2 separate regions of the Homo sapiens genome follow, and region 1 is linked to region 2. A link is an interaction called in ENCODE POLR2A ChIA-PET data of the cell type or tissue named here. Cell type or tissue: OCI-LY7. All regions are shown on one strand.

The links. Peaks named below come from ENCODE experiments on the same cell type or tissue, not always from the same donor. Only the 100,000 strongest peaks of a DNase experiment are listed, where the experiment ranks them.
Region 1: POLR2A ChIA-PET joins it to region 2 with 14 read pairs; 2 of 35 experiments call an interaction of 5 or more read pairs at or near these places.

The regions. Positions count from the first base shown.
Region 1 is chr4:183,937,879-183,940,378 of GRCh38, forward strand. All of the region lies in intron 1 of STOX2 (storkhead box 2), which reads left to right. Among named protein-coding and RNA genes, the nearest start is that of STOX2, 34 kb to the left of the region's middle. In OCI-LY7, no CTCF peak of the experiment used is centred here; no DNase peak of the experiment used is centred here.
Region 2 is chr4:184,029,875-184,032,374 of GRCh38, forward strand. It overlaps LOC107986330 (a long non-coding RNA gene), which reads left to right and starts at 1,089. Exons shown (of 3, transcript XR_002959824.2): 1 at 1,089-1,992. In OCI-LY7, no CTCF peak of the experiment used is centred here; no DNase peak of the experiment used is centred here.

The DNA.
Region 1 (2,500 bases), 92 kb before region 2:
GCTCATGCCTGTAAATCCTAGTACTTTTGGAGTCCAAGGTAGGTGGATGGCTTGAGCCCAGGAGTTCAAGACCAGCCTGGGCAACATGGCAAAACCCCTTCTCTACAAAAAAATCAGAAAATTAGCCAGATGTGGGGGTGTGTGCCTGAGGTCCCAGCTCCTTGGGAGGCTGTGGTGGGAGGATCGCTTGAGCCTGGAAGGTCGAGGCTGCAGTGAGCTGTGATTGCGCCACTGCACTCCATCCTGAGCGACAGAATGAGACCCTGTCTCAAGAAACAAAACAAAACAGTTCTGAACTTGCTGAAATTACTTTAAAATCTTCTTCCATTCTCCTTAACATACCTTTTGTGAGACTGGTTCCTCTACTGTAACTGTTATTAAAACAAAACATAAAAGCATTTTAGATACACATTATTCCCTGCGAATAGCATTGCCATCATCCAGTTTGTGTTAGTAAATTAACATGCAAGAAGCAAGCTCATTTGTCACTTTAAAAAACTTTATTGATGGCTGAGCACGGTGGCTCACGCTTGTAATCCCAGCACTTTGGGAGGCCAAGGTGGGCGGATCACCTCAAGTCAGGAGTTTGAGACCAGCCTGGCCAACATGGTGAAACCCCGTCTCTACTAAAAATACACAAATTAGCTGGATGTGGTGGTGCACGCCTGTAATCCCAGCTACTCAGGAGGCGGAGGCAGGAGAATTGCTTGAACCCAGGAGGCGGAGGCTGCAGTGAGCGGAGATGGTGCCACTGCACTCCAACCCGGGCAACAGAGTGAGACTCCGTCTCCAAAAAAAAAAAAAAAAAAAAAAAAATCTATTTTATTCCCAAAGTTCACTCTTTCAAATGCCATTGCTCCTGTGTGCCAACTTTGATTTTCAAAGCTCACCATTACCTTGGAGATAACGTTGTGCCTAATTTCAGGATGATTGTTTTGAAATGCATTTTCGAATTTTTTCCAGCCTTGCACTTGTAGCATCCGTTGCTACATTTCATCAGCTCTGATTAAGAATGCTCATCTTTTAATAGCCTGCTAATGAAAATAAAAAATTTGTAAAGTAAAATAAAAAATATTTTATTAAATGAATGATTTTAAAAATGCAGGCCATTAATAAAATCTATCCAAAGAGTCAGCTCCTTGCTACATACGGAATAGAAGACTGTTTTCAGATTTTGGACTTGTAAAAGCTATCGGTAGCTAACCAGGTAATTTGGATGTTTAAGTGATTTGTAATAATCTTAATCATTTGGTGACTTGGAACCAAGGGTGGCATGTTATTCCCTACGGCTGCCATAGCAAAGTAGCACACACTGGGTGGCTAACAACCCCTGAAGTGTATTCTCTCACAGTTCTGGAGCCCGAAGGCTGAAATCAACGTGTTGGATGTAGGGGAGATTCCTTCCCTGTCCCTTCCAGCTTCCGGTGACTCCAAGTCCTCCTTCGTCTGTGGCTGCATCTCTCCAGTGTCTGCCTCTGTCTTCACAAAGCTTTTTCATCTTCTCTGTGTTCCCCCATCTTCTGTCTCTATGAAAACACCTGTTGTTGGATTGAGGGCTCACCCGAGTAATCCAGGATGATCTTCTCATCTCGAGTTCCTTAACTTCATCATATCTGCAAAGACCCTTTCCTAAGTAAAGCCACATTCACAGATGCTGGGGGTTAGGACTTAGATGTACGCTTTTAGGGGCCACCACTCAGCGACTACAGATGGTCACAGATTTTTTTTTTTTCAGAATCACTATTTATTGAGTGTTGTTTATAATGTGCTCAAGTGGTTGCTGGAGAGAGAGGGACTGTGGTAAAATGAGAGTGACACCTTTGGGTTGGACGGTCCCAGGCTTGATTTCAGGCTCTAGCGTTCTCCCAGCTCTGGGAGCTGGGATGTGCTTCTTAACTTCTCCGCGTCCCAGTTTCCTCATCTGCAAGATGACATAATGGCGAAGTTATGTAAAGTTCCTAAAAATTCTGACCAGTGTGATAGATACATCAGGAGTGATCATAGTTATGGTGTTTTCTTATTTAAAGATAGCATTTTTTTCTTTTAATGGAATCTCGCTCTGTCGCTCAGGCTGGAGTGCAATGGCACGATCTCAGCTCACTGCAGCCTCCGCCTCCCGGGTTCAAGTGATTCTTCTGCCTCAGCCTCCTGAGTACTGGAATTACAGGCGTCCGCCACCACACCCAGCTAAGTTTTGTATTTTTAGTAGATTCGGGGTTTCGCCATGCTGGACAGGCCGGCCTCGAACTCCTGACCTCAGGTGATTCACCTGCCTTGACCTCCCAAAGTGCTGGGATTACAGGCGTGAGCCACCGAGCCCGGCCAGTATTTTTATCATTTCTGAAATCAAGACGCCCGGGTTCCCTGATGTTGATTCATGGTATCTTTCGTGCCTCACGAATTTTTCCACAAAACTGCTAGGGCAAAAGAAACACCTAGTTGTTCTGGTTACTCATTAGTGAGACCCAAACGACTAAGCAGGTGTTTATGTCCTAGCAAC
Region 2 (2,500 bases):
CTGGGGTGTGGTGGCTCGCGCCTGTAATCCCAGTATTTTGGGAGGCTGAGGCGGGCGGATCACTTGAGGTCAGGAGTTTGAGACCAACCTGTCCAACATGGTAAAACCCTGTCTCCACTAAAAATACAAAAATTAGCCAGGCGTGGTGGCACATGCCTGTAATCCCAGCTACTTGGGAGGCTGAGGCAGGAGAATCACTTTAACCCAGGAGACGGAGGTTGCAGTGAACCAAGATCGCGCTACTGCACTCCAGTCTGTGCAACAGAGCAAGAATCCGTCTTTTTTTTTTTTTTTTTAAAAAGACAATAAACAGAAGGTCACAAGTTGTGACTCCCATGTCTTCCCTCTTTCGACACTCTTGAGCTCAGCTGTCTTCTGGTTGGCGAGTGCTTCCTTTCTCCGCAGCGTCTTCTGGCCACTTCACTCTGACTGAGGCTGAATTTTGAAGCTTACAGATTTCTCGTGAGTATAAAAAGCCTTATTAATTTTTTCGAGCTGTAAATCAATGTACCTCCTGCTAGCCAGAGAAAAAATATTGTTCTCGTCTCAATAAAGTGCAATCCAGAATTTCTTTTTTATTTTTTAATTTTTTTTTTAATTTTTAATTTTTATTTTTTTGAGACAGAGTCTTGCTCTGTCGCCCAGGCTGGAGTGCAGTGGCACAATCCTGGCTCTCTGCAACCTCCATCTCCTGAGTTCAAGTGATTCTCCTGCCTCAGGCTCCCGAGTAGCTGGGATTACAGGCATGCACCACCATGCCCGGCTAATTTTGTATTTTTAATAGAGATGTTGGTCAGGCTGGTCTCAAACTCCCGATCTCAGGTGATCTGCCTGCCTCAGCCTCCCAAAGTGCTGGGATTACAGGTGTGAGCCACTGCGCCCAGCCCAGAATTTCATACTATGAAGTAGGATTAAGAGGGGAAAACTCTCAGGAGTAAAGATTAAGTGTCATTTCTTCCTTGGGGCACAGAGTAAAAGCCATCATGTAGCAAAGACAAATGAATTATTTGTAGCCGGTGTAAGCTGGTGCTTGATTTTTTTTTTTTTTTTTTCAATAGAGATAAGGTCTTGCTCTGCTGCCCAGGCTGGGCTGGAACTCCTGGGCTGAAGCAATCCTCCTGACTTGACCTGCCAAGTAGCTGAGACTACAGGCATGTGCCACTGTGCCTGGCTTATTCTTCTTAGTCCTTACTTGAGTATTTAGACATTCTTCCCAAATGCTTTGTCACAACTAACTCATTTCCCCTCAAAATCCAAGTGAGAATCTTCAGACACTTCCTATAGGCCCAGATATCTAGGGCTTGTCAATTAATGTTGTAATTAATTAATTTTTATCATAATTTGTAAAAAAAATGCATCTAAATCACAGACTTAAAAAATGTCACCCCCAAAAGGTAGTTCATTTTGGGGAATGCTTTTTTAAAAATGTGGGGTCTCCTTGTTATAAACTAGGTTTTTGCAAAGGTATATGAAAAAGTGAGGTTTGAATTTGATAGTGCCTTGAATACTGCTCTTCCAGATTGAGAAATTAATAATACACTGTTTGAGGAAGGAACCCACATCAATAGAAAGAGGACATACAAGTGCACCTGCATGTATTCTGATGTTTGGATATGAATGTTGATATAGTGGATAGTTTACCCAGCAAGTATTCAGTGCTTTCCTCCTTGCTTCTGAGCATCCCTGAAGTTCTAGGGACACAAAGTAAAAGACATGATCGTTGCCTTCTAGGGGATTCAGAAGGGAAGGTCACCCCCGCACATGGAAGAGCAGTGATGCGCCCATACTGCAACGTGCTCGGGATACTGCGGGAAAGGGTTCCAGAACCATTCCGCCTACTCACCAGCTCTAGGATTTGGCAGCCAACACCCTCCTCTGACCTCCGAGGCTCGGCGTTATTGACTAACCCTAACAGGGATGGATCCCGCCTTCCCTGCCTCACAGTGACTTCTGTGAGGGTTAAACGAGAGCCATGAAAACCATGCATGTCAGGTAAGGTGCAAAACCACCATTGTGCGGTTGTGCAGGTTCGGGGGAGACAGAGCTCACTTTGCGATATTTTATTACTGGAGTCTAAGCTGGACCTCTAAAGCAGGGTGGGATATTGGTAAGGACAAAGGGGTTTGGAGAGTGTTCCGAGCATGGATGACAAGGGCTTAAACTCAGGAGCAACAAAGATAACAGTTGCAAGACAGAGGACATAGGATGGACCTTCCTCTCAAAGCAATGCGTAGCGTCATAAATGCTCTACGTGTATACGAGGGGGAAACGGGTGAACATCACAAATATCATTTTCCCAACACAGTTTTGCTATAGAACATGAAAGGTGAGCACTGGAATGTGACGTGGTAGAGGTTTGTCACATGTTATTGCCTCATGCCTTGTCTGCAAATGGAGCCACTACCCCCACCCCCAGCTTTCAATGACTAATTCCTACTTCAATAGGAGCCCTCTGTCTTGGCTCATTCCCCTCCAGTCTTTTCTCTCTCTCTCTCTTTCC